4 separate regions of the Homo sapiens genome follow, and all the other regions are linked to region 1. The links are chromatin contacts, found by Hi-C or POLR2A ChIA-PET in ENCODE. All regions are on one chromosome and are shown on one strand. The core of a region is the stretch at or near the end of the contact, and the rest is flanking DNA. Distances in the headings are between cores, read along the strand shown. Region 1 holds the start of ERCC6L2 (ERCC excision repair 6 like 2). Region 2 holds the start of ZNF782 (zinc finger protein 782). Region 3 has its middle 34 kb from the start of PRXL2C. Region 4 holds the start of ZNF510 (zinc finger protein 510).

What was found. A loop is a pair of places that touch in the nucleus more often than their neighbours do. ChIA-PET counts read pairs that join two places held with the same protein, here RNA polymerase II (POLR2A). Pooled maps may share reads with other maps.
Region 2: a loop to region 1 is called in a map of B cell, with 33 times the contacts of the local background. The contact joins the promoter of ZNF782 here to the promoter of ERCC6L2 in region 1. A Hi-C loop is called at or near these places in 1 of 168 maps with a recorded cell type or tissue (B cell) and 7 of 50 pooled maps.
Region 3: a loop to region 1 is called in a pooled map, with 2.4 times the contacts of the local background. The contact joins the enhancer-like site here to the promoter of ERCC6L2 in region 1. A Hi-C loop is called at or near these places in 1 of 50 pooled maps. POLR2A ChIA-PET finds 5 or more read pairs at or near these places in 2 of 52 experiments (GM12878 and H1).
Region 4: a loop to region 1 is called in a map with no recorded cell type, with 10 times the contacts of the local background. The contact joins the promoter of ZNF510 here to the promoter of ERCC6L2 in region 1. A Hi-C loop is called at or near these places in 2 of 37 single-sample maps with no recorded cell type and 9 of 50 pooled maps.

Annotation. Positions count from the first base shown.
Region 1 is chr9:95,873,166-95,880,490 of GRCh38, reverse strand. It overlaps ERCC6L2 (ERCC excision repair 6 like 2), which reads right to left and starts at 4,800. Exons shown (of 19, transcript NM_020207.7): 1 at 4,407-4,800. The coding sequence starts at 4,452. ERCC6L2-AS1 (ERCC6L2 antisense RNA 1) reads left to right here and starts at 4,514. Exons shown (of 3, transcript NR_023390.1): 1 at 4,514-4,626. RefSeq lists enhancers at 4,590-4,649, 4,710-4,939, 4,071-4,945, 5,080-5,179, 5,220-5,269 and 1 more.
Region 2 is chr9:96,852,001-96,859,508 of GRCh38, reverse strand. ZNF782 (zinc finger protein 782) reads left to right here and starts at 4,995. Exons shown (of 6, transcript NM_001001662.3): 1 at 4,995-5,421; 2 at 6,440-6,656; 3 at 7,504-7,508. RefSeq lists silencers at 5,223-5,292, 5,573-5,662.
Region 3 is chr9:96,685,536-96,692,575 of GRCh38, reverse strand. No RefSeq gene overlaps it. Among named protein-coding and RNA genes, the nearest start is that of PRXL2C, 34 kb to the right of the region's middle. Within about 2 kb of position 5,740, at least 29 of the 41 ENCODE cell types and tissues checked have a DNase peak (open chromatin) inside an H3K27ac peak, as active enhancers do.
Region 4 is chr9:96,774,670-96,782,395 of GRCh38, reverse strand. ZNF510 (zinc finger protein 510) reads left to right here and starts at 4,309. Exons shown (of 6, transcript NM_014930.3): 1 at 4,309-4,362; 2 at 6,151-6,396; 3 at 7,550-7,608. The coding sequence starts at 6,327. RefSeq lists a silencer at 4,449-4,548.

The DNA.
Region 1 (7,325 bases), core at 3,551-6,050:
GCACAGCCAGGGTTGAGAGCCACTGACTAAAATATTCTTCCTGACTCATGAACATATATATATACATATATTTCATGATATGGTAGAGTAATCGTGAATAGGACTTGGTAATGAGTAAACTAAAATCCTCTGGACAGCAATGCTTTGTGGTTCATCTGTCTTTTTTACAGTTATTCCATTGCCTTTCTCTAGAAACAGCTGTTTCTTTTCACTGCAATATTGTTGCCTCTAAGCCTTTACTTTAACCACTGCTTGTATACAGCTAACCATGGGAACCTCCAATTCAACTACAGTGATGTCACAGCTTTTCCTCTTCCGGGTTTTGAATATTTACTTTAAGAGATGAATTCTAAGATCTCTTTCTGCAAAGATCCTATTACACTTTAAAGAGTATTACCTCTCTCTTTATGAACTTATTCTGTGACTAACCATACAGCTATTTTATTTTCCCAGAAAATATACCACTATGAATGAGGAGGGAGTCCACAGTATACTATTGGTACAATTAAAAAGTATCAAATAAAGAAAACTAAGTAAAAATAATTTTCCAAATGGAATTTCTTATGGCAAGAATCCAAAAATAATTCTATGGCTACAAACATAAGAACACTAGGAATTATTTTTCCTATACATTTCTCACTGAGATCAGATAACCACTGGCAGTTTCCTAGGGTCTTCCTGATGACCTCCAGTTAGATATTTATAACTACAACATGACATGTTTATACTATCTAAAGCAAGAATAGCTCATTAAATTCCTCATCCATCAGTTGTTCCTTAAAAGTAAAGCCACTAACTTTGATGAGGTTATTTTACCATAACAATAATGAGTACAGAGGGAAAAACCTTCTCTCCCACTCTACTCTCTGGACCCAAACTGTTGACAACTGTTACACCATTCTAAAAGAGTGTTTTAATGTCAAACTAAAGCCTCGATCCACTGTACAAGTAGAACAACATATAGGTCAATGGGCCCAATTTTCATAACAGTACTATTTGCACCTTAAAACCTAAAGCAACCCTTACAGCAATTCTTAACACATTACTTATATTTCCCATTATGTGTTTGCCTACCCTATCATTTCTTAAGACTTATTTTATTATCTATTATTCAACATATGTGATTTAAGCACAAATTATTCACCAAATATTATACCACACAATGGGTATAAAATGAAGAAAACTAATGTCAAAAATGATGGTGACTAATAGTCTTCCTGCATCTTATTAACTGGCATCATCTCAGAGAAATGCAAATCAAAGCCACAATGAGATACCATCTCACACCAGTTAGAATGGCAATCATTAAAAAGTCAGGAAACAACAGGTGCTGGAGAGGATGTGGAGAAATAGGAACACTTTTACACTGTTGGTGGGACTGTAAACTAGTTCAACCATTGTGGAAGTCAGTGTGGCAATTCCTCAGGGATCTAGAACTAGAAATACCATTTGACCCAGCCATCCCATTACTGGGTATATACCCAAAGGACTATAAATCATGCTGCTATAAAGACACATGCACACGTATGTTTATTGCGGCACTATTCACAATAGCAGACTTGGAACCAACCCAAATGTCCAACAATGATAGACTGGATTAAGAAAATGTGGCACATATACACCATGGAATACTATGCAGCCATAAAAAATGATGAGTTCATGTCCTTTGTAGGGACATGGATGAAACTGGAAATCATCATTCTCAGTAAACTATCGCAAGAACAAAAAACCAAACACCGCAGATTCTCACTCATAGGTGGGAATTGAACAATGAGAACACATGGACACAGGAAGGGGAACATCACACTCTGGGGACTGTTGTGGGGTGGGGGGAAGGGGGGAGGGATAGCTTTAGGAGATATACCTAATGCTAAATGACAAGTTAATGGGTGCAGCACACCAGCATGGCACATGTATACATATGTAACTAACCTGCACATTGTGCACACGTACCCTAAAACTTAAAGTATAATAAAAAAAAAAGCTGGCATTTAAAAAAAAACAAAAAACTGGCATCATCATCTAACCAACTTTTCAAGGTAGAAAACCATTAGTCAGCCCTTAAACCTCATTTAATATTACTCCTTACATCCAATCCATCAGAATATCCTGGTTCTACTTCAAAAATGAATCACTTTCCTCCATGCCACTATCTCTCTAAAGCAAAGGCTGGCAAACATTTTCTCTAGAGTCAGTTATTAGCTATTTGTTACTTTAGATTTTGTAGGCCATACAGTCTCTTGCCCTTGTAATGCAAAAGCAACCAGACAATACATAAACAAATGGGCACAGTTGTGTTCCAATAAAACTTTATTTACAAAAAAAAGTGTCAGACCAGTTTTAGCCCACAGGCAGTAGTTTGCAGACCTCTGTCTTAAAGCATGCCACCATCAACTTTCCCTAAATTATGCCTAACCAGTCTCTCTGCTCCCAGTCCACCTATTTAGCGTAGGGTACCCATTATTCTCTATCTCATCATTTTATTGCCTCTGTAGCACTTATCATAACATTTAATTATCATGTCCACTGGTTTTTTGTCTTTTCCTTCCAGTAGAGAGTAATTTCCTTTCCAAGAAAAGTTTGTACTGTTATAAATTTTATCCCCAGGACCAACACAGAGTCACACAGCAGACATTCAGTGAACATGCGAATTTATTACACATTCTTTTTTTTTTCTTTTTTTTTTTAGACAAGAGTGTCTCTGTCGCCCAGTCTGGAGTGTCATGGCACAATTATAGCTCACTGTAAACTCCAACTCCTGAGCTCAGCCATCCTCCCGCCTCAGCCTCCTGAGTAGCTGGGACTACAGGTGTGCACCACCATGCCTGGCTAAATTTTTTATTTTTAGTAGAGACAGGGTCTCGCTTATGTTGTCCAGGCTGGCCTCAAACTATCCTCCCGCCTAAGCTTCCCCAAAGTACTGGGATTACAGGTGTGAGCCATGCGCCTGGCCTATTACAAATTATCAATCTCACAAATCCTTGATATCTTGCGAGAAAACTAAAAAGTACACCAACATATACATAACTGTAAAAACTGCATTGGAAGAAGAGTGCTATGAGAAGGGAGTATTGAGAAATGTAATTTAAAAGGGAAAGGGGTCTAAGAACTGTATCTCAGATAAGTGTACAGCATGTGCAAAAAAAAAAAAGCCTTAAGGGAATCACACAACTTATTGGAGTATTTTGGGTTTGAGTTCGGATAATTTCTAGGACGAAATAAATTCAGTTGAGTTAGAAATGGAATCTCTCAGTATCCAAACTACAGAACAACTGCTTAAATTGTTAAGATTTCCTGTTGGATTTAACAGGGAAATGGGTTAAGTGTCCTAAAATTTAATGAGTCGAAATCATTTGTTTTGGTTTAAACTAATTACCAACTCAACTCATTCTGGTGATAGGGTCTCTCTCTCCCTCTTTCACTCCAAAGGCCTCCTCAAGCATTCCTCAAGGGTGTTCCCACCTCGGGGCCCTGGAGCTTTCTGCTCCTTCCACCAATTTCCCTAAATACCAAGAGTGACTAGATTTATCAAAAGGAATGAGCCTCCCAGTCACAATATCCACTCGGCAGCTTCATCTATTTTTAGCTGCCAGTCTCCTATAGGTATTTATATGTTTGGTCCCTGAATTACAGCGTCATCAATTCCTAGACCTCAGAATTCAGGCTTGTAACTTGCCCTCTCTGAACTTTAGCTCTGAATTCATCTATTTAATGAGATCGATATCTTCCTCAAAGGAAAGCAAGTAAACAATCAGCATATTGCTGGGCTCAGGAAAATCACTCAATACCTGGTAGCTTTTGTTATACAGCACAATTATTAATGAAAACTACTCATTTGGGTGCCAGAAGGCATCCCAGGTGACTTGTGGTAGATAATCACACCTTCTTTAAACCTCCTATTTAAGGCAGAATATAATGCCCTGACTCAATAGGCAATAAAACTCAACTGAACTAAATATCTCAACCTTCATTTATCTACTTACAACAAACTTCTGCCATTCACTAACAACTGGGGCATACAAGAATAAAGAATGAAAATAACATTTACTGAGTGCTTAATATGGGCCACACGCGGGGTCACATAAATACTTTGCGTATTCCCCACGTCATTTAATAATCGCAAGAACCTAGTAATGAACCCAGTTTTACAGATGAGGAGCCTGCCCAAAGTTGCTCAGCAAGTAACTGTCAGAGGCAGCACTAGATCCCAGGGGCTGACTCCCGAGTCCAGGTTCTCAACACTGAATCGGAGATTTGGTTCCAGGCCTGGAGGGGTTCACAATCTGCAGCTGTCACTGAAGAGGATCTACAGGGCAAAACCCCAACCCGAAGGGCACCGGCAAGAACTGGTCCAACGCGACGCAGTACACAGGCCTCTGCGTAAGGGGCGAGCGCGGAGCTGGTACCTTTGCCTGAGGTTTCCGCGCGGGGCTGTGGCGCCGACGGATCCATCCGGCCAGGGGGAGGGGCCGAGCCCGGCTGCATGTAACACCCGGAAGGCGGCGGAGGACAGCAAGGTGGCTGGCCGGCAGGCCAATGGCGGCCAACGCCACTTCCGGCCGCCCTCCGAGCATCGCTCTTCGGCAACCCGAAGCCACAGGATGGAGGAGGGGGATCCCAGCAAAGGTAGCGACTAAGGGGACCCAAGCAGAACGGGAGGGCGACGTCCGGAGCGGCGGCAGAGCCAGGGGACGCTGTGTGAGGCTGGCAAAGCGGTGTTCACCTAGTTCTCTCGGGCTCCGCCGCCGCCGGAGGAGGACAGGAGGCCGGCAAGGCGACCCCCAAATCTTCCTAGGCTCTGACTTCCGTCTCCTAACCCCCGCAAATTCCAACCCGGTCTTGGAAAATCCCGCGAGAACGGGCTCCCGAATTGTCATTGGGATCTCGCGAGAACGAAATCTTCCTTTCTGTGGGCGGAGCAATCTTCCCGATGTCTCTTCCCTCTGAGGCCAGTAGCAGGAAGGGCCTCGGGAGTTGCGAGTGTCGCGAGGTTTGAGGTCGCTCGGTGGGCCGGGCGCTGTGCGAAGCTAGAAATAACTGGGGGCATGGAGAATGCGGTGGCTGTAAAGGGCCGCTGAGGCGGTGGAGGCCTGGCAGAGAGCGTCCCCGCGGTCGCGGCTTCTGGCTTCTCTGTGGAGCTTGGTTCTTCCGTGGTGGTGCAGCACCCCAGGAACTTCAGGAACCAGTCCTTCCTTGGAGAGCTCCCCGGGACAGCCACGGGGGCCAAGTGAAACTAGCGCGTTTTCTTGGATCCTACACTTTATAGTGAGTCATAAATACTTTAAATACAAAGCCAACAACATTTGCTGCAAATAAACGTAAAAATACTGTTAAAGTGTAAAGTGTTTTCCTCCGTACCATCTGACGTTTCTGGCGGTTCGTTGAACGCGAGAGAACGCTGAGCCGTCTGCACTGAGCCCGGGAGCATCTTCAGGGCAGCGCCGCCCACGCGCGAGGTGAATGAAGGACACGGCCTCTTGACACTCCCAGGCAGCACAGATAGACGGATCCGTAAGTGGCTCCCGCGCATGTTAAAATTTGTATACTGTAAGGTATTTCATGGATTGAGTGAAATACCTGACAGGGCCTGTATCCGTTCCCTATTGCCACAATAACCAAAAACCACAAACTTTGTAGCTTGAAACAGCACAAATTTATCATCTGACAGACAATGCATTTATTATCTCACGGTTCTGTAGATCAGAAGTGCTACCTGGGTGTCACCCGGGCTGCACTCCTTTCTGGTGACTCCACAGGACAATCCTTAGCTTGCCTTTGCCAGCTTCTGTCCACATTCCTTGGCTTTGGTCCCTTCCTCCATCTTCAAAGCCAGTGATATGCCATCTCTCTGAACCTTCCATCCTCAAGTCTACCGCTGATTGCAGCTGGAAAAGATTCTGAGGGCTCACCTGAGTAATCCAGGATCATCTTCCCATTTCCAGGTCTCTGCCCTTGATCACATCAGCAGAATCCTTTTGCCATGTAAGCTAATATATTCACGAATTCCGGAAATTAGGAGATAAACATCTTTGGGGGATCATTATTCTGCCTACAGTAGTGTCTTAAGAAAACAATATGGCTGTTTGCAAATAGATCTCAATTCTATGGCAGATACTAAAAACTAGTAGTATGTGTTCATAAAATGCTTCATTTAAAATATGACTTGTTTGCTTACCAGCAGGCAATAACTTTAAGCCTAAGTGAAACATCTAACTCAGCCATCTATGTGTGAGTTGTTGGCCAGATCACTTCTCCGTGTTTTATTGTACTCACCTATCACCATTACAGTGAAGCTAATAATAGTAAACTACCTAAAAATGGTAATTGTAAAAAATTAGATAATTAAGTAAAACTCCTAAAACAGTAGCTGGTCATAGTAAGGAATATATGTGTTGTTATTACTATTATTATCAATGGAATGCATCCACTTGAAAGTTGCATTCTACATAGCCATTATGTCAGTTTAATATTTTGGCTAATAGGCCGGGCGCGGTTGGCTCATGCCTGTAATCCCAGCACTCTGGGAGGCCAAGGTGAGCGGATCATGAGGTCAAGAGATCAAGACCATCCTGGCCAATATGGTGAAACCCCGTCTCTAATAAAAATACAAAAATTAGCTGGGCGTAGTGGCACATGCCTGTAGTCCCAGCTACTCAGGAGGCTGAGGCAGGAGAATCGCTTGAACCCGGGAGGTCTATAGAGGTTGCAGTGAGCCGAGTTTGCGCCACCGCACTCTAATCTGGCGACACAGCGAAAAACACTACTAATTATAATTGTAATTCTTGATTCTGACATGCACCCTGATATTGGAAATCTTAAAATCTAGAAAAATCTGCTGCTTGTTATTGATGGATTATATCTCTTTTCACATTGTCTCTAAAATCAAAATGGCAAATTGAAATTTTAATCAAGCTTCTTTTTTTCCCCTACAACTACCAGGGAAGAAGTTTGATTTTTTTCCCCTCTCTGAAATGACTAGTTGTGTAATTTTGTCTTATTTTTCCAGAGGTCCATTGAGTTAAGATGTAGCTCTTGACAGAGCAGACCTCTTAATAGAAGTGATAAGCAAATTCAGAAATAAATTTTGATTTAAATGGGAGGTATCATCTGGTTGAAGGAATACCCTTGTGACTAACAAAAGAGGAGGATACCTCATTTTCTTTTTTTTTTTTTTTTTTTTGAGACGGAGTCTCGCTCTGTCGCCCAGGCTGGAGTGCAGTGGCGGGATCTCGGCTCACTGCAAGCTCCGCCTCCCGGGTTCACGCCATTCTCCTGCCTCAGCCTCCCAAGTAGCTGGGACTACAGGCGCCCGCCACTACGCCCGG
Region 2 (7,508 bases), core at 3,746-6,245, 980 kb before region 1:
TTGTCTAGAGATGTTATCCCAAAGCTGAGACCTGAAAGGGGGGTCTCATGACTCTGACCAGTGCCCCCTCCTACTGTAAGCTAGTATCCAAGATGCAAGACAAAGTCCTCTCCTCTCTCCTCTCCTCAAGCGGAAGAAAGAGGTCTCTGTCAGAGCTGCGAGCTGCACTGTCTAGGGTTGGAGGAGGGGTGGGCAAGCACTCCATAGCTGCCCTAGCTGCTGTTTCTCTAGGTCACATGCCCCCAAATACACTGGCTCCAAGCGCGGCACAGCACTAGGACTTGCCTAAGAGTTGCAGTCCTTGTGGCTTAGACAGCCTTTCAGGTTTATTAAGGACCCCGAGTACTTTATCCTGCAGTAGCCAGGCTTTCCACAACTCAAGTTCCAACCACTGGGATAAACAATTCCCTTCTGGCTAGCACTAGTGTAAATGTTTCCTCTGTGGGTGGGCACTAGTGTAAATGTTCCCTCCGTGGGTGGGCACTAGTGTAAATGTTCCCTCCGTGGGTGGGCACTAGTGTAAATGTTTCCTCCGTGGGTGGAGGCATCAGATGAGTGCAACCTTGTTTTGCTTTCTGCTACAACAAGGCAGCACTGAGTTCAGTGCAAAGTCCCACAGCTGCTGTGCTCTCCCTCCGCCAAGCACGGACTCTCTCCTCACCACAGGTCCACTGCTGAGGCTATTCCTGTGGGGAGCACAGCTGGCAGAGATTTCTACTTAGCCATCAGGCTCCACTTCTGTGGCTGCATACATTCTGAATGACAGTCTTACCTACAGGCAAATGTAAAACAAACAAACAAACAAACAAAACCTCGCGCCACTGCCTGTCACGATCTTGATCTTCATATGAGGTGTTCCTTCATATTTTCCTAAGCGTCACCCACAAAGCCATTCTCACTGTCCAGTGGGCACTCTGAGAGCCTTTGCTAAAAATGCCTCCCTGGCTCACCCTGCCTACCAGCTCCAAGGCCCTTCCCTTTACAGCAGTCATGAGGCCAGACTGGAAGAAAGACCCCATGAAGCTCATGTTTCTGTGTCCAGTTGGTGCCATCTGTGAGCAACCCCCTGACTCAGCAAGATTTATTGCACTCTCATAGGTAACTCAAGGACCCCAAAGTGCTGTTGTGGTTGTATGAGTGCCCTAGGAAGCTCTTGAGTGAGGTGAGCATTGGGTGATGTCCAGCAATGCAATGTTTCTCAGACTGCCTGAGGAGAGCTTCTAACTCATCAGCCCAATCTCTAAACACAGGCAACACTCCTGGGGGAGGGGATAGGGGCACAGGGATCTGTGGCTATTCTGTATGTCAAGGTTTCTATAAAACAGATCTTCAGATAAAGGCAGCGGAAACACCAGCAAGAGCAAATGCACAATGTATGACTCAGGGTGAAGCTACACATTTTTCACAGTCTAGAGGCCCTAGACCTGTCAGCGGCCAATTATTTCAAAGGCCAGACATGTGCACCTTAAAGAGAGACTGGAACTTGCAGACGGCCTCTAGAAAGCCATAAAGATATTTACTGTACTATTATGTTCTGGTAGTATACTTGGAAGATAACTGCCAAAAATCACCAGAAAAATACTTTTCAATTTATGAGCAGATTATTACAAGAGCAATTTACCAAGACCTACCAATGAACAATGAAAACTATGAACTGTTATTCTAAAGCTAATAGAAAGATGTGGTTTTCATGTCCATTTCCATCATCTGCACAATGTAACCTTTAAAAATATTTCTTAAAGTGTTAAGTTTATGGGAGCAAAAAAATATTGAAAAATTATCAGAAAGTTCACAAAAACCTTACAAACTCACATGTCATCAGATTAAATGTTCTCAGAGAGCCTGCAGTTTTTCACACTCCCTGCAACCTCATGGTCATCGCTCCACAGCAAGATAAATGGGTGACAAGACAATCCTCTTCTAGTTTGGTTGGACAAATGTCAATATCAGCATAACTTTCAAGTCTTTCTATGTAAATCTGCAAAATAGAGCACTGGCCTTTGATTTAGCTTAGTTTGAGTGCTGTAATAAGAACTCTTAGGAATGACAGGTTTCTTCTGGTTTTGACCAGAAAGTAAGTGCCTTTTATTCTTATGTTCTACAGAGACTTTGCTTGATCAGGCAGAGCAAGAGGCCATATCACAATCATAGGTCAGATACTTCTGCTACCTACTGTGCCCATAGAAATGTACAGCCCAGTTTTAGTCACAAGAATGATGGTCATCTCAGCCAAGGGCATCATGAAAAGAGGCAGTGTTGTCACCTTCACACTCATAAAAGGCAGCACACACACAGGCCCAGTGTGGATTTAAAGTCATTCAGTAAATCCTCAAGTGCCTACCACATGTAATGTCTGACACCTAGCTGGTAGGCAGATGGGAACTTTACAAGTACGTCAAGCTTGAATATGTAAAACCCATGTGATAGTGAGCAAATGTTAATCTTTTCACAAAAACTTACCCTTCTATATAGGGCACTAGCTTAAAAAACTGCGGTCAAGAGAGCCCCCCAGTGGCTGCTGTGCAGAGCAGCATGGCAGGCGCAGGTCTCTGAGGTTGTAAAACATTCCCCATAGTCAGTTGTTGGCTTGATAAGGAATGCACGTGTATAAAGAATGGTCCTTCTTACAGCCCCTATTTTTCACATCTTCATGATCACATCATAAAAATTGTTCTGTCTTACATCATCTGCAACTTAGACAATTCTGTTGGTTTTAAGGTGGAAACAGCTGCCAGTCTATGTATCCCTGGGATTCCTCTAACCCTGCTAAGCAGGGTTACTCATGAATTACTTTACATCTATCAATCATCTGTCCTACAAAGAACTGGGCAAACCTTCTTGGAAGGCCAGAAGGTTTTGCAAAAGCTTTAGGAAAGGGTTATGGCTGAAGGCAGCCTGATCCTCTTACCTTGAGTTAATAGTAAAAAGCAAATAACAAGGGAATGTAGAGGAGTTTATCTAAATAGCTTGTTTTCTCATTGTTGTCCTAAGACTGACCTTTGATCATTCGCATGCAGGACTGCTCTCTCTGGGGAGGGCGGGAGAAAGGGAGCAGAATCTCTGTAAAATGTGATGTTCAATAACCATTTGTTTTTGAAAACATTTTTGAGGTTGGTAGCTTAGATCTGGCAATGTTCTCCCATCTAATAACCATCAGACAAGAAATAAACTTGCTTAGAATAAACTTTTTTCCTTTTGTTTTGATTTAAAGAGTTCAAGTAGCTCATGGATATACTCTTCTGCAGAGCACCCTCTGAGGTAACAACACCTCGCAGCTCACCTTTAATCTTTACTCAGCTGTTCACTTTGCCCAGAGAGTGGGAGAAAATCTTCACAATCTATATATCTGACAAAGGACTAATATCCAGAATCTACTACGAACTCAAACAAATCAATCTCATCAAAGAAAAAAAACAAACAATCCCATCAAAAAGTGGGCTAAGGACATGAATAGACAATTCTCAAAAAAGATATACAAATGGCCAACAAACATATGAAAAAATGCTCAACATCACTAATGATAAGAGAAATCCAAATCAAAACCACCTTACTCCTGCAAGAATGGCCATAATCAAAAAATCAAAAAATAGTTGATGCTGGCATGGCTGCAGTGAACAGGGAAAACTTCTACACTGCCGGTGGGAATGTAAACTAGTACAACCACAATGGAAAACAGTGTGGAGATTCTTTAAAGAACTAAAAGTAGAACTACCATTGGATCCAGCAATCCCACTACTGGGTATCTACCCAGAGGAAAAGAAGTCATTATATGAAAAAGATACTTGCACATGCATGGTTATAGCAGCACAATTTGCGATTGCAAAAACGTGGAACCAACCCAAATACCCATCAATCAACAACTGGATAAAGAAACTGTGGTATGTATCTGATGATATACTACTTAGCCATAAAAAGGAATGAATTAATGGCATTTGCAGCGACCTGAATGAGATTGGAGACTATTATTCTAAGTGAAGTAACTCAGGAGTGGAAAAACCAAACATCGTAGTTCTCACTCATAAGTGGGAGCTAAGCTATGAGAATGCAAAGGCATAAGAATAACACAATGGGCTTTGGGGACTTGGCGGGGAATGGCGGAGGGCAGCGGGGCAAGGGATAAAAGACTACAAATGGGGTGCAGTGTATACTGCTCAGGTGATGGGTGCACCAAAATCTCACAAATCGCCACTAAAGAACTTACTCATGTAACCAAACACCATCTGTTCCCCAATAACCTACGGAAATAAAAAACAATCAGCAAAAAGCAAGAAAATTCGTTAATGCGCATGGAAACCTAAGATAATTAACATTAAATTTAAATATGTTGAATCAATAAGAGAATTCGGCAAGAAGCAATGTTAAGGGATAAAAACCAAAAGCTTTTCTCTAACACCTGCAGCACCGGGCTCGACCCGCCTTAGAACCCTCACGCCTGGGGGCGCCAGGACAGGGCTCACAGGTCAATGGGTCGGGTAGGCTGTAAAGAGACAAGGTGGAGGTTCCAGGTTGAAAATGTATAAAATTGTAAAGTAAATTCAAAGTTATATCATTTCAATGCTAAATACTTCAGTAGTGATCCCTTTTTTTAAAAAAAAAATTTCTACAAAATTCTTAATTTTTTTTCACAGTTCACAAAAGTAATGGTACTTTTTTTCAATATTTGCAATTCCCAATCCATATTCAGCTTCCCAATTGTCTCCGAAAGTCTTACGGAAAAAAAAAATGTTGGTTCAACCGGGAACCAATGGAGGGCTACTCTTTGTATTTGTCAGTAGCGTTTAAGTTTTAACCTTTAACTTCTCCCTGTTCTTGGAGAGCCTGAGCGGGAGACTTCATAAAAACTCCATCCCCGCCAATTCTGAATCGCCGAAACGTGAGGAGTCACGTCGAAGGCGGACGCAAGAGCTTATGGGAAATGTAGTCCTGAATGAGTCTGGTTCGCCGCGCAGCACTCTGGGATGGGGCTCCTGGGCTCCTTCTGCGCCTGTGCAGCCAGAGCCCCGCCTCCTCATTTGGGTTCTCGAGACTCCCGGGAAGCGGTTTGGGAAGCTCGGGGGTCGGCTCGGAAAGTAGAGGGGGCGCAGCTGGGGCGGGAGGACAGCGTTTGTGCCCGGAAGCGGGAGAGGAAGCGGGAAGTTTGTGGGATCCCCGCCCCCTGTGTCAGTGGATGCGACCGGGCGGGCCCTCGGCCTTCCCGGCCGCTGGAGAGGGACTTCGGCCGCTGGCTCCCGGGGCGGCTGAGGCTGAGCGTTGGTCCGGAGCAGGTGCCGGGTGCGGGCCGCGGTGTGCGGGACCGGAGCCCGGCGCGAGCGGCGGCGGGGGTGGGGAAAGCGCATTTGTAACGCGGGCGACAACGTGCCCGAAATCCCCGGACGGTGGGTCTGCATCGAGACCCCGAGCTCTGGAGCTGGAAAAACCCGGGTAAGTTCCATCTCTGTCAACTGGAAGCCGAGGCGAATGTAGGGACGTGGATGAGAGTCAGGTTTCTCATCTGAAAGTGAGGGTATTAATAATGACTGCTTCATGGCGTTGGTTTAAAACTTTAAGTCACCACCTGTAAAGCAAACAGCCGACTGTAGGCTACTAAGCCATGAGCGGACTGCTGCTGTTATATTTAGAAGACACTTTGTTCCATTCGTTGGGTGCCTATGTATACCTCACAACCACATCTGCATTAAATATAACTGAGGCTCAGGTCACAAGCTAGCAGTGAGGGAGCTGGGGTTCAAAGGCAGGTGTGATTTATTTCCCGTTTCAGGCGCTAATATCACACCTGCCTAAAACCAGCATTGCAGCCTTCACAGCACTTAGCAGAATGTCATGTCCCCAAATACTCAGGGAGTGGATGTAGATGGAATCTTACCATGTGTCAAATGTAGTCTGGATTTCTGGTGTGTCTTCAGATCTCTTGGGTCAGACAGGTTCCTGGCCCCTTCTGCATTGTCAGGGTGTCTCTCTTTTAAGTCTGATGTAAAGAATTCTAAGAGTCAGATTTTTGCCACTAACATGGTTTCTCAGGTCAGGTCGCAGGCTCCTTGAACAGAGCAGCCCTTGCGAGGTGGGAAGCAGGGGTCTCTGTGAACAGTTTTACCTGGAAGAGAACACCTCTCAGACCTAGGCCTCCCTCCCGAGCTTCAGAGCAGAGGCAGAAGAGCCCACAGAGGAGCAGATCCTAGATGTGTATGGTCAGAAGCAGTTCTTGATCCTCCTTCCCAGAATGAGCCAGACTTGGTGAAGCCTCCAGAAGCCACCACACAATGGGTGACAGTGGGTGGTTTGGGCCAGCTTTGAGAAGAGCAAAATGGGCTAGGTGGTGGCCAGGGACAGGCTGCTCAGGAAAGGCCACATCATTGCATAGGTCTGAGGGTAGGGGTAACCGGAGATTCTGTCCCCAGATCCCAAAGTAGCCCCCAGTCGCTTTGTTCTCCACTCTTTACAGATGCCATACTGCTGTTAACATATGTGACACTGGAGACTTTGTCCCTACCTCATAGAATCCCATGCATGATGATACATGAAGGGTTTTCCGTGGCTATCTACTTCTGATTCTTTTGAAAGCTTTAAAGACATTGGGCATGAAAGGTTCAGTGAGTTTCCGGGGATCCCTCGTTTGTGGTAGAGCCAGGAGGAAAACAGTTCCGTTCATTCTTTCACAGGTGAGTCACCAAAAGCATCTTATCCAAAGGGCCTTTTGAGAAATACATCCCAGTTAAAACATCTAAAACTCTTTGCCTTAAAGTATCTCATCTCTTTTATAAGACTTTCTGTGGATTGTCTATACCAAGGGTAAATAATATTACTAAGAAAAATAGTTAAATGATGCACACTGAATATTTTTCTGCTAAGTTAATTTTGTGTTTTGGAGACAGAGTCTCATCCTGTTGTCCAGGCAGGAGTGCAGTGGCACAAACATGGCTCACTGCAGCCTCTACCTCCTGGGCTCAAGTGATCCTCCTGCCTCAGCCTCCCAAGTAGCAGGGACCACAGGCGCATGCCACCACACCTGGCTAATTTTTTAAGTTTTTATTTTCTGTAGAGACAAGGTCATGCCATGTTGCCCAGGTTGGTCTTGAACTCCTGAGCTCAAGCTGTCCTCCCTCTTTGGCCTCCCGAAGTGCTGGGGTTACAGGCTTGAACCACAGTACCTGCTAGGTTAATTTTAATGAAAGAATAGTGTCTTACCCTGTGGTGTACTTTAATTCAACTAATCCTGTATTGTCTTTATTTTTGTGTGTGTGTTAGAAGCACATGTGCATTGTTAAATCAATTGGGAAAAGTTTATGTTCACTCAATAAAAAACAGCAGTTTAAGCCCCATAATTATTTCAGAGTTGTCGTAGACAGTGCCACCTCTACGTGGTGCTTCTCATGCCTTTTCAAGGCCTGAAGGGCCCTGTTACCTTAGGAAGGCTGCTCTCCAACTGGGTTGCTGAGATTTGGGGAGGCTAATCTAGGAGCTGTGAGGTAGGCGAGACCGTGTGACATCCTCTTTCTGTCCCCCCAGCTGAG
Region 3 (7,040 bases), core at 4,491-6,990, 810 kb before region 1:
TCCTGCCTCAGCCTCCCAAGTAGCTGGGACTACAGGCACCCACCACCACGCCCGGCTAATTTTTTTGTATTTTTAGTAGAGACGGGGTTTCACCGTGTTAGCCAGGATGGTCTCAATCTCCTGACCTCATGATCCACCCATCTCAGCCTCCCAAAGTGCTGGGATTACAGGTGTGAGCCACCGCGCCTGGCCGCAAACTGACATTCTGATTTTTAATAGGATTCAGCCTCTTTATATTTAGTGAAGCAACTGAAACGCTCCTTGTGACAGGTCAATTTGAGGGCAGCAGTGCAATGTACATGTGGGGTTTGGTGCAATCCTAATTGCTACATCAAACAAGAGAAGAGAAGAGTGAGATGGAAGTAGGGGCATAACATAACCACCCATTACTTTCCATATAGCCTGAACAGACACATAAACAGAAGAATGCAGTAGGGAGGCTAAAGAAAAAATAATAGTTAACTGGGGAGCGAAGAGGACCCTTTTGAGAAGACATGTGATTACTGTTGAATTTTTAGGATGAAGCCAGTGGATACAAGGATAAGCTATGGTGTTTGTGTATGAAGTTGTTACGACAGGTAACAGAGCCTATGGGGATAGGGAGAGACCCATAAACACCTCCTCATTCCCTCAGAGTTGAGACCTGCCAGGGACAGAGCTTATACTTTAAGGTCCAGAACACAAAGACACTCAGGCAGAAATTTGAACCCCAGGATACTATAGTTGAGGCCTTGTCAACCTTGCCTACCCGCCCCACATTCCTTATTCCCATCTCCTCCTTCCCTAAAAAACTCCCATAGGAACTCTTGAAACTGGTTCCTAGGTAAATTCAGGGAAAGATCCAAAAGAACCCAGCAGGTCTCCAGTAAAGCCTTCTGGAATCCCTCCTGGACCTTCAAAGCTCCTGAAGTCTCATAACAGATCCTGATACCAGCTGAAAGACTTCAGGCCAGATTGGCTCTTAGATCAGAGCTCCTGTATGTCCTCCTCAGCCTTTCAAGGAGCATGACAGCAGACAGTGCTCTGTAGACCCACGTCCATTATATCCCTCAGGCCTGCACATGCCTGAAGGATGAGACAATCAGGAACCAAACTCCTGTCCTGAAACAGAGATTCCTCAGGGAATCTCCCTGTTCTTAGCCAGTTTTAAGTGGGATTGACTCTAAGGCCACCTTCAAGGGTAGTTCTAATTGGCTTAATCCAATAAGCCAACCCCTCTAACATACTGATTGGATCAGGGATAGACAAGCAACCCAGTGTGTAAACTTGCTTTTGCTACAAAACCAAACTATCCCAAAATTTAGTGGAATAGTTTAAAACAACAAACTTTTTTTACTTCTCACAGTTTTGTCAGTTGGCTTGAGTGGTTCTTCAGGTCTGGACTGGCTCAGCTAAGAACTAATGGTCTGGGTCTAAGGGTGGCAGTTAATCATAGGAATGAGGTGATGCTTATCTGGGACAGCTCATTTCTGCTCCACATGGTCTCTCAATCTTCATGCTTCTTCACATGGAAATCTCAAGGTTCCAAAGAACAATTTTCAAATCTCTGGTTGCATCACATAAAAAGATATTATATTGGCCAAAGTCAGTCATATGTTCAAGCCCAGACTCAGTGTGCAAGTGACATGCAAAAAGATATGGTTACAGGGAGGCAGGATCACAATGGTAGTCATTATACCACATACAGTATTATCCAGGAGTCTTGAGTCCTTCTGAAAAAGTCAAACTTCCTCTCTCTTCCTTGGGGGCTACTAGGAAAGATCTTCTTCCCATGGTCAATACAACAATAAGGAGAGAATTTAAAGCTGCTAGATTGGGTAGGAAGTGGGCCTCAAGTAGAGAGTAAGGATTCAATGAGAGAAGAGGGACAGAAGGAAACCAGAGTCCTAAAAAAATGTTTGAGATACTGAACCAAGCTCTGCCTAAAGATTTTTCAGTCACTTAAAACAGGACATTTCCTTTTGCTTAAGCCAGTGGGAGTTGTATTACCGCTACATGCAACCAAAAGCATCCTCACGTGGTTGTGAAGACAAAGCAGATATGGTCAGAGAAAGTGTAGATACAGGGGTCAAAGAAGTTGTTATTTTTCAGATGAGACACATTGAAACGTGTTTATATGTTGAAATGAGGTGTTTATATGTTGAAATGAGCAGAGGAAAGACTGAAGATACAAGAAAAGAAGCTGACAACCAATAAAGTAATTCCTATGGGAAAACAGGAGGTAGTAGGATTTAGGACACAGGTGAAGGGATTATTTTCCTTTAAACAGAACGGTATGCCTGAGAGCAACTGGAACAACACAGACACTCAACAAATGTTTGCTGAATAAATGGATTGAAGAGTTGGGATCTTCTGATACCTCTTTCTCTCACAAATCAATATATGCCCAGTTTACAGAAAGCTACCTTAATCCATGGCATTCTCAGTCTTCTCAATCCACTTTTGGAAGATAATCTTGATTCTGGCTTTCAGATTACCTTGCTTTTGCAACCATGCACTGTTTACCCCACGTATTTCAGGAAGAATCAGAGGAATGAGTACCTAATCTTGAACTCATTACACAATCTTGAGTTCTCTCTCCCACCAGATCAGTGTTTTTCAAAGTATAACCCAGACAGCTTGCAACAAAATCACCTGGGGGCTTACTGAAATGCAGATTCCTGACCTCACTTATTGAGTTGGACTCTGAAGGAGAGAATCTGCATTTTAACATTCTCTGTTCTCTAGCTGGTCTTTACGCTGCTCCACCAGATGTAAACTGCCTAAGGGCAGGGGCAGGGTCTGGTTGCCTTTGTTTCCTCTGCACATTTCTTGGCATAATGTTTATCAAATGAGTACTTAAGTCAGGGAATCCGTGCTACTAAATATGAGTTCACAAATTAACCTTTCAGAAAGCACATCTTTATGATTCCAACAGTACGTTGATGTATATTTCAAATCTGTCATGTGTTGAAGGGAGAAAATGGTAGAGAAATACTGTCCTATATTTGGCAAGGCAAGAGTCTGACTTCATAACATCTTAAAACCTGCTTCTACTTATTAAAAAAAAAATTTAAATACAAGGAAATTCAAGTTTCTCCCTTAAGCAAAATTGATATGTACAACCCAGTCATAGAGTGTGAAGCCATGCTGGCAAACGTTTCTTCATGATTAATACCCAAGAGTTTTCCCAGGCTCATTTGTACCACCCTGGCCCTGTGGCCAATCCTGTCTATCACGGCTGGGAAAGGCTGCCTTGTGAATGATTTTTTTGTTTTGTTTTGGAGGCAGGGTCTCACTCTGTTGCCCAGGCTGGAGCATAGTGGTGCAATCACAGTTCACTGCAGCCTTGACCTCCCAGACTTAAGCAATCCTCTCCCACCTCAGCCTCCAAGCCCAACTGATTTTTGTATATTTTCTAGAGACAGGGTTTCACCATGTTGCTCAGGCTGGTCTCAAACTCCTGGGCTCAAGTGAGCCACCCACTTTGGCCTCCCAAAGTGCTGGGATTATAGGCGTGAGCCACTGTGCCCAGCCTGATCTTCTTTTCGTAAAAACAAAACAACAAAATGTATATATAGAAGAACAACATCAGTCATCCACCAAGATGCCTCCTGTGATGGTTAATTTTATGTCAAGTTGGCATAACCACAGTACGCAAATATGTGGTCAAACATTATTCCAGATGTTTCCATGATGTTTTTGGATGACATTAACATTTTAATACGTGGACTTTTGAGTAAAGCTGATTGCCCTCCATAACGTGGGTGGGCCTCGTCCAGTCAGCTGAAGGCCTGATTAGAACAAGATTGACCTCCCCCTAGCAAGAGGGAACTGCAGCAGACAGCTTTCAGACTTGAACCACAACGTCAGCTTTTTCCTGGGTCTTCAGCCTTGAACGGCAGCAATGACTCTTTTCTGTGTCTCCAGCCTGCCAGTCCACCATGCAGATTTTGGATTTCCTGGCCTCCTTAATTATATGAGACAATTCCTTAAAATAAACCTCCTTATCCACACACACACACACAACCTTTGGTTCTATTTATTTGGATAACCCTGACTGATACACCCCCTCCAATCACTTTGTACCACTTCTGTGCACACACACCTGCCCCTTCACTCAACTTCAACCTGCTTTCACTTTCAAATGCCCACACTGAAGGGTCATCTTGAGAGGACTGCCTTTGTTCAGCCTATTAAACTGCTTTCCCTAAATGTGCAGAGCTAGGCGTGTCTGCACACTTACATCCTCTTCAGCGGCCCTTAACCCATGAAAAACAAGGTAAGTGTATGAAAGCCCAGCTCCCTTGTCTCTGGCCGAGATAACTCTTGAGATATCACCTATACTCCCTAACTCCCCTGTGAAGTCATACTGAAACGATCCTTTGCAAAGGTCCGCCTCAGATTTCATACTTCTTGCCTTCCATTCCCCATCTTGCTTGCTCCACTTCTTTACGAGAAGTTTAGAGCCAAAACGAAGTTAACAGCCTATCGTTTTTTCCTGCCTTTTCTAATCCATTTTAATCCACTGCACTTATCTCTCTAAAATACACATCACATCACTCTTTTTTTTTTTTTGAGACGGAGTCTCACCCTGGTGCCCAGGCTGGAGTGCAATGGCGCGATCTCGGCTCACTGCAACCTCTGCCTCCCGGGTTCTAGCGATTCTCCTGCCTCAGCCTCCCCAGTAGTTGGGATTACAGGCGCGCGCCACCACGCCTGGCTAATTTTTTGTATAGGTAGTAGAGACGGGGTTTCACCATGTTGGCCAGGCTGGTCTCGAACTCCTGACCTCATGATCCGCCCGCTTCGGCCTCACAACACTCTTTAAATTAAAAATGCGTTTACACAAGGACAAAAAACCAAACACCGCATGTTCGCACTCATAGGTGGGAATTGAACAATGAGAACACATGGACACAGGAAGGGGAACATCACACACCGGGGACTGTTGTGGGGTGGGGGGAGGGGGGAGGGATAGCATTAGGAGATATACCTAATGCTAAATGACGAGTTAATGGGTGCAGCACACCAACATGGCACATGTATACATATGTAACAAACCTGCACGTTGTGCACATGTATCCTAAAACTTAAAGTATAATAATAATAAAATTAAATTAAAAAATGCGTTTACAATAAAGTCCAAACGCCTCAAATACGGTATTCAAAGCAATATTTTAGCTGCTGCATCCCTCTCCCGCCTCATCCCCACTTCACCCCTACGCACTTTACTGAACTTTCCGTTCTCTGAACCCAGAAACCGTTCTACCTGGAAGGCGCTTCCCTCCTCAAATCCTCGCTGTGTGTGACGCGTCCTCGAGGCCCCGCTCAACTGGCATTCGCACACCCAGACGTCTGCCGTGGGAGATTCGCCTCTTCCGAGCGGGCGGACGGTCCTGTTAAGACCCGAGACATTCCTGTTTCGCTCAGGTTAAAACTCTGAAGTACCTGGACTGCTCATTTGGATTTGGCTCCTGCAGACACACCTTTCGCCCCAGCATGAGAACTCGATTTCCCGCAGTCGCCATCCGGATGCCCAAAAATAGACCAGCGCGCGTCCCCGCCTCTGACGCTGTGCCGAGGGCGGGGCGGGGCGGGACGGGTCGCGCTTCGCCAGCGCGGGGCGGGCAGTAGGGGGGGTTCCTGGCGCTTTGCGCGCGGTCGCTGTCGCGCGGCGTGGTAGTGCGTCAGCCTGTCCGCCTTGGTGAAGAAGCGGAAAGGCCCGGGCGGCAGTGAGGACCAGAATCCGGTGAGGTCGAGGCACGGTGCTGGGGCTCCTCAGAGCATTTGGTTCCATTGCATTCCCCTCATAGCCGCAGCTTGGCGCCCCCTGCAGCTCGGCCTGGGCCAGGAGACACACCTTCCAGGCTATTAAATTAGTATTTGTAAAAATACACTGCAAACTTGGGAAGAAATTGCCACATCGCGGCCTGTGCAGCGGCTCACGCCTGTAGGCCCAGCTACTCGGGAGGCCGAGGCGGGCGGATCGCTTAAGGTCAGGAGTTCGAGACCACCCTGGGCAACATGTGGAGACCCCCGTCTACAAAAAATCCAAAAAGTAGGCGGGAGTGGTGGTGCACGCCCGTAATCCCAGCTGCTCAGGAGGCTGAGGCAGGAGAATCACTTGAACCCGGAGGCGGAGGTTGCAGTGAACCGAGATCCCGCCACTGCACTCTAGCCTGGGAGACAAGAACAAAACTTAAAAAAAAAAAAAGAGAAAAAATACCTTGGCACATAGCTTTAAAAGATTATTGGAAGTCTTCCTTAGTAAAGCATTTACTAAACATTTTTTCTAGCCTAGTCCGTGAACTAGACTGGGAAACATTTCCTTCCTTCGTGATTTTCCACAGAATTTTGAAGAATTGCGAAGAATTGCGGTAGAGAGAATTTTACCTGAGCCACAAAGAGCTTCCTGCAAGTGGGCGCTGGTGGGGATTGCAACTTTAAATCCAACCAGAAAAGATTTGTCTATAGAAGAAAACACACTCTTAGTTCGTAGAGAATACCTAATACATTTTAGCAGTAATTTTAACATAACACTTTTTTCAGCCACTTAACTGCCACTCTTAACAAAAATGGAAGCAGTTACCAGCGTCTTCTATGTAGCTATGTGTTCAGCATTATGTCAGGTTCTAGGAATCAAAGACAAATGATTCCTGCCCTCTGGAATTCTGCACAGTCTTATGTCTTTAAAACAAAATTAGTGCATTCTGGGGCCCTTTCTTGACGATGGCACTTTGGGAGTCCCCATCTAGTTCTGGGTAGTCATTAACTGAGCATGGTACTGTGTTCTTGTGAAAAACAGTAAGTTCAGGCCGGGCGCAGTGGCTCACGCCTGTAATCCCAGCACTTTGGGAGGCTGAGGCGAGCGGATCACGAGGTCAGGTGGTGGAGACCATCCTGGCTAACACGGTGAAACCCCGTCTCTACTGAAAATACAAAAAATCAGCCGGGCGTGCTGGCGGGCGCCTGTAGTCCCAGCTACTCGGGAGGCTGAGGCAGGACAATGGCGTGAACCTGGGAGGCGGAGCTTGCAGTGAGCCGAGATCGCGCCACTG
Region 4 (7,726 bases), core at 3,060-5,559, 900 kb before region 1:
TGTGAAGTTTCAGTTTGGGGTGATGAAAGGCTCTGGGGACAGAAAGTGTTAACAGTTGCACAACAATGTGAATAGGCTTTTTACCACTGAATTGTACACTCAAAAGTGTTTAAAATTGTAAGCTTTATGTTTTGTGTATTTTACAAGAAAAAAATTTTTAATCAATGAATGTAATTCACAATATTGACAGACTAAATAAAAATAGCCATATGATCATATCAATAGATGCAGGACCATATCAATAGATGCAGGACAGGTATCTGACACAATTCAACATATATTTGTTGTAAAATCTCTTAGCTAATTAAGAATAGAAGAAACTTCTAATGTAGGGTATTTACAAAAACTTTTAGCTAACATCACACTTAATGATCTGAATAAGGCAACTGCTATGGTTTTAATGTTTGTCCCCCTCCATAATTCAAATGAAAAGTTAATTGCCATTGTAACAGTTTTAAGAGAGATTGCTATGCATTTTCAACTTTAAGAGATGATTAGGCCACGAGGGCGTCACCTTCATGGGTAGGATTGGTGCTATTATAAAAGGGCAAGTTTGGCCCTCTCTTGCCCCTTTCTCTCTTCTGCCATGTGAGGAAGAGCATTCTGTTCCTCACCTCACCCCATCCCCCAAGGATGCAGCATTCAAGATGCCGTCTTGGAAAACAGATTAAGATAACAATGCTCTCTCAGTACTCCTATTCAACATCATCCTACAAGTCTTGGCCAGTGAAATAAAGGAACAAAAAGAAAGAAAAGTCATACAGTCTGAAAAGGAAGAAACAAATGGTCACTATTTGCAGACAAAATGACTATATATGTAGAACATTTCAAACAATATACCAAAAAAACTTATTTAATTAATAAGCAAGTTTAGCACGTTTTCAGGATAAATGTCAATATACAAAAGTCATCTTATCCCTGTATACCAACAGTGAACAACTGGAATGTGACATTTTAAAAAAATCTATTTAAAACAGAAGAAAGGAAGAAAGAAGGAAAAAAGAAAGGTACACCTCTGTACAAATGTATCAAAATGTGTGCAGGATCTATATATATATATATATATATATATATATATATATATACTGAAAACTACAAAACACAGCTGAAAGGAAAGAAAGATTCACGTAAAATATCCCATTTTCTTTTTTTTTCTTTTTTTTTTTTTTTGAGGTGGAGTCTTGCTCTGTTGCCCTGGCTAGGGTACAGTGGCCCGATCTTGGCTCACTGCAACCTCCACCTCCTGGGTTCAAGCAATTCTCCTGCCTCAGCCTCCTGAGTAGCTGAGATTACAGGCACGTGCCACAATGCCCGGCTATTTTTTGTATTTTTAGTAGAGATGGGGTTTCACCATGTTGGCCAGGCTGGTCTTAAACTCTTGACCTCAAGTGATCTGCCTGCCTCAGCCTCGCAAAGTGCTGGGATTACAGGTGTGAACGACTCCACCCAAAGTACACCAATTTCACTCATTGAGAGACTCAATATTGTTAAGATGCCAGCTCTCCCAAATCTCAGCAATCTTTTTGTAGATGTCAACAGGCTGATTCTAAAATTTCCATGGAAAGGCAAAGAAACTAGAATAGCCAAAATAATTCTTAAAAAGAAAAAATTGGAGAATTTACATTATGAGATTTCAAGGCTTTCTATAAAATTAGAGTAATCCAAACAATATATCTGCAAAAGAATAGACAGACCAGGCAACACAAAGAAGAAAGGATTTTTTAAAGTGAATTGAAATTTTATTTTTATACAAAAACCTGCGTGTGAATCTTACATTACAGGGTTATTCATAATTGTCAAAAACTGGAAACCACCAGCTGCCCTTCAACAGGTGAATGAAGAAACACTACTAAATTAGTGAGTGATACTTTAAGAGAAACATGATGTTTTATAGCCTCAAAATATCTCACTGCAGGCCAGTCATGGTGGCTCGCGTCTGTAGTCCCAGCACTTTGAGAGGCAAAGGTGGGTGGATCGCCTGAGCCCAAGAGTTTGAGACCAACATGGACAAAAACAAAGAAAGAGAAAGAAAAAGGGAAAGGAAGGGAGGGAGGAAGGGAGGGAGGGAGGGAGGAAGGGAGGGAGGGAGGTCCAAAACTTAGCTACTTGGGAAGCTGAGGTGGGAGGATCACTTGAGCCTAGGAAGTCCAGGCTGCAATAAGCCGTGATCGCACCACTTCACTCCAGCCTCGGTGACATAGTGAGACCCGGTCTCAAAAACAAACAAACAAACCAAACCTCACTGCAAATATTTATCAGCTGCGGTGGTGCTGCATCTACACACACAGCGCCGAACTTGGAAGTTGGCGGAGAGCAGCTCTTTGGGCACCAGGCAAGGTCTCAGCCTTCAGACAGATGTGAAGGGCGAGACTTTCCTTGGAAAGGAATTAAAGGGTTTATCTTTTTAAAACACCTGTTTCTCTTAAAAACTTAAGAAATGTATAATTTAAAAATTTAAAACTTTGATATTATTAATTGCTTATTGTTGAATGAATCCTTGTGAAAATTATTGATTGTAATGTTAGTGCCATGGATATGTCCTTTGTCCCAGCACCTATCTCATTGTCCTAACAAGGTTACTGAAGGTTCTCTTTCCACTGCTTTAAAAGCCAGCTGATACATACTACATTCTTTCTTTTTCATATAGTTGAACTTTTACTGCACCAGGATAAATTTTTAAATATTTAGTGATAGTATACATAGTAAATATAGAGATATTGCTATGCATTTTCAATTCTTTTCTGATCATTACCATAAGTTTTTATTAGAATGAAAATTGGAATAGTTCCTTTAGGAAAACAGGCAAAATATATAAATGTCAAAAAAAGAAAATATATACTTAGAAAACATAGATGATTAGAATTTTTAAAAACAAATGTTAGTCTTTTCCTCCAGTATCTATTAAAGTGTTTTTCAGTGTCAACAGTAAAATTTTATACCTTGATTCATATATACTGCACTAGTTTACTGTTGCCATTAATCTTTTTTCTTGCTAATCAAAACTTATCATTGCCATATAAAATAACCTGTTAGAAAGTATCAACCGTGTGTGTGTGAGTGTATGTGTGTTACTAAAAAGAGTGTCATAAAATACTGTGCTGAGAGGTTCCTAATTTGGTTCCTGATTTCAGAAGCATACCACATAAGATTTAAGCAAGCTCATCTCTAGGAGATGCATAATTTGTGGATAACGGTTTTCTTAGTTGGGATTGTGTGTACTTCAGGTATTATGTAATGCTGAACAGCTTACTTGCTTTTTCTTTTTTTCCCCCCAGAGATAAACTGAGGATCACAAATATTATTCTTTTATGTTAATAATGGTTTCCATTTTCTAGTATTTGTTACATTTTACGGCTTTATTCACAAAGCTGTTTATGTATTTTTGTGGCAGCTCTAAGTTAAAAGGCACACTTGTAACATTACAGTCCCAATTTTCCCTTTATCAACTTTATATTATAAAATTTTCCAACACATAGTCAATAAGCATGTCCATATTCTAGAAGTAGATATTCTTAACATTTTGCCATACTTCCCATTTCTAATTATTTTTTAAAAAGAACTTACAAACGGGCCGGGAGTGGTAGCTCACGCCTGTATACCCAGCACTTTGGGAGGCCAAGGCAGGCGGATCACTTGAGGTGAGGAGTTCGAGACCAGCCTGGCCAACATGGTGAAACCCCGTCTCTACTAAAAATACAAAAATTAGCTGGGCGTAGTGGCGGGCGCCTGTAGTCCCAGCTACTTGGGAGGCTGAGGCAGGAGAATCGCTTGAACCCGGGAGGCGGAGGTTGCAGTTAGCCGAGATCGCGCCACTGCACTCCAGCCTGGGCGACAGAGTAAGACTCCGTCTCAAAAAAAAAAAAAAAAACCAAAAAACCCAAAAACTTACAAACATAATACAATCCTAAATACTTACATAGACATCTCTTTATGAATAAGCAAGATTACCTACATAATCCCAATGCTGCCACAATTAATTAATAATTCTAATTTCCAGTCCGTATACAAATTTTCCCAATTGTTTTCAAACGTCTTCCGCGGCTCTTGCTTTCTGTAACCACACGCTGCATTTGCTGTTATGTCATCAAGTCTAACCCACAACCTCTGGGGCTCTGACAGAACCCGGGCTCCAGTTATCAGGACGGTCCATGTTATTACGCCATAAATCTTGGGGGAAAAACAAACAAAAAAACACTGACAGCTGGCGCCGTACTGCATGTGAAACGTAGTCTTGCATGTTATGGGTTACCGCGCAGCATGCTGGGAACGGATATGCGCGTTTTCGTCTGCGCATGTGCAGTCAACCCCACTTTCCGGCTTCTCCCTGTTAGTGTTTGCTGGTGCAGAGGGTTCGCAGCTCAGGTGAGAGCGCCGGGCCTCCACGCGGATTGCGGACCTGCAGGGAGGGATGTGCTAGTGTCCAGGGGGCGGGAACGCGACGTCCCGGGAACTCCCCCAAAGCAGGCCGTCGCTCCCTGTGCCTCGGCCGGCCCGGGACCTCAGCCTGAGAAGGGCCGGTGGGGGCGGGCTCCGGGGGCGTTAGGTGGGGCTGAGTCCTAGTTGGAAGATGCTCGGTGCGGGCCGAGGTATGGGCGCCAGAATGCAGCCAGGCGTCGGAAAACGCGGTGCTGGCTTCAGGAGGGGAATGCGCGTTTATTGTATTGACCATGAACCTGCCACAAAGCGCGTACAGCCCGTGGGTCTGCGGTGAGAGGCCGAGCCTAGGAGCTAGAAGGACCTCGTGAATTTTGGCTCTGTCACTTGAGCGTTTGAAAATGAGGATATTAGTAAAAACTGCTTTGTGTCGTTCAGAGGTAAGCCATCCCCTGTAAAGCATTTAGCTAAGCGCTAGTTACTAAGCAGCATGTAAATGTTGATTCCCGTTATATTTGGAAGACACTTTGTTCTTTTCATGTAGTATTTCGTTTAATTCTCACAACCACCCTATTTATATCATTAAAAATGAAGAAGGAGGAGTGAAAAGATAGAGCCAAGCTCACAAAGGATGAGAGAGCTAGGATGTCAATACATAAACACTTTACTCCCCGAATCAGGCTGTTTGTAATGGCCTACCTACCTAACCCAGCATTGCAGCCTTCACAGCACTGAGTGATTGTCCCCAAAACCCCAGGACAATGATTGTGAAGTCAGTGTGGACAGAATCTTACTATGTGGCAAGTGTATTTGTTGTGGGGTTTCTGGGATGTCTCCAGAGCCTCTGGGTTAGACTGAGGCCCCTGCCACCTCCTGTGCTGTCCCTCCTGTCTCTGTCTTTAGAAGTCAGTCTGATATTCTAGGGCAGTGAAGATGAGTCACATACGTAATTTTAAATGTTAAACTAGTAGCTACATGAAAATCTAAAACATGAAATTAATTTTAAGAACATACTGTGGTTTTCTCAGTGTATCCAAAATGTTATTTCAACATGTGGTCCTAGCCACATTTCCAGTGCTCAGTAGTTGATGTGATTGGAGGCTGTAGTCATGGATAGCAGGGTTCTAATTAATGCCAAGAGAATCAGGTTTAAGGCCTTAGGTCACTTCTTCACCAGGAGGATTTTGCTCCCTAGGGAACTTTGGAAATGTTGGAGACTTTTTTGGTGGGGGGAGAGGGGACTGAGTTTCTCTCTGTCGCCCAGGCTGGAGGGCAGTGGTGTGATCTTGGCTCACTGCAACCTCCACCTCCCAGGTTCAACTGATTCTCCTGCCCCAGCCTCCCAGCTTGTAATCTCAGCTGGAATTACAAGCATGCATGGCCATGCCCAGCTAATTTTTTGTATTTTTAGTAGAGGTGGGGTTTCACCATATTGGCCAGGCTTATCTTGAACTCCTGACCTCAGGTGATCCACCTGCCTTGGCCTCCCACAGTCCTGGGATTACAGGCGTGAGCCACCACGCCCGGCCTGGAGACGTTTCTGATTGTCACAACAGGGAGAAGGGGTGTCCTAGTGTCTAGTGCATGTTTAGAAATGCTCTTAAACATCCTGCAATGCACAGGACCACTCCTTATGTCAGAGGATTATCCAGCCCAAAATGGAAGTTGTGCTGACGTGAAGAACACTGTTTTCCATGAAAGTTTCAACTAAAATAAATTTGTTACCCAGGCATCAGCCCCAGCTTCTCTGGAGCAAAGCAGCTCTTTATGTTGCAGGAAGGAGGGAGCCCCAGGAACAGGAGTCCCACCGAAGAACTGCTCTCTGACAGAACAGAGACCTCCTCACCAGGGCTTCCAAACAGATGCAGAAGAACCCAGAAAGGAGCAGGTCTTGATTTGCCCAACCAGCGGCACTTCTTCATCCCCTTGCCCAGAGAGCACCAGACTTGGTGATGTCGCCACATCCAGAAGCCATCACAGATTGTGTGACACTGAACACTGTGGGCCAACTTGCAGAAGGTGGTAAGCTGGGGTTGAGAGGCGTGGGTGACTGTCAGACTGCACAGGAAAAGCCACATTACTGGAGGGCTTTTCTCCATGGTCTCCAAGGAAGGCATAACCAGCCAGGGCTGAGGAAATTGTCTCTAATCCTCCTCATAGAGCCCCCATTTTCTTCATTCTTGCCTCACTCTTTCCAGATTCTGAGTCACTCTCACACAACATCCATCACATGTAGCATCTAGAAATTTACTAAGGTTGCCTCTATCCTGAACCTGTAGAATCACAAAAATGATAATACAGGAAAGGATTTCTATTTCTGACTCTTAAAACCTTAAAAAGTATTGAACCTAGGATGAACAGTTTGTCCATGGTCACTCAGGACAGAGCTTGGAGCAAAGCACAGTGCTGTTCACTCTGTCACAGGTGAGTCACCAGAAGTGTCTTATCGAAAGTCTTTTGAGAAACTATAAGTTAGAACAAAAATATTTTAAAATAGTCTTTCAGCATCTCCTTTTTTTCAGTTTTGTGTTTTCTATTGGTGTAAATAATATTAACAGAATATTAATGTTAATTCTGTTTAAGTTGTTAGTCAAAGAAGACATACATTTTAAATAAATCAATAGGAAAATAGTCTACAATCGCCTGATGAAAAACAGCAAGGGGCCAGGCCTGGTGGCTCACCCCTGCAATCCCAGCATTTTGGGAGGCCAAGGCGGGCAGATTGCTTGAGGTCAGGAGTTCGAGACCAGCCTAAGCTACATGGTGAAACCCCATTTCTACAAAAAATACAAAAATTAGCTGGGTGTAGTGGTGGGTGCCTTTGGTCCCAGCAACTCAGGAGGCTGAGACGGGAGAATTGCATGAACCCAGGAGGCAGAAGTTGCAGTGAACTGAGATCACACCGCTGCACTCCAGCCTGGGCAACAGAGCCAGATCCTGTCTCAAAAAAAAAAAACAAAAAAACACACACACACAGCAAGGGTTCATCCACATGATCATATTAAAGATGCACATATTCAGGAGGTGCTTTCTCTGTAGTGCTGCTTGTCCCTTCTCAAAGGTCAAAGGAACATTTTTTGTAGAGAGGCCTTTTTCCCCAGCTGGTGTGATGACATTGGTAGGCAGGTAAGATGGAGGCTGCCCAGATCTCTCATGACTCCTTCCTCACCCCCAGGTTATCCTTTACGGTTCTCCACACTCTTTCAGGAGCAGCAGAAAATGAACATATCTCAGGTGAGTTAATTACTAATACCTTTTTCATCATGGATTTCATAGGTGTTTAAGGGTCCACATATTAATATGGAAATGTAGAAATGGATCAAAATCATTCAAGGAATATATAGAAAAGCAG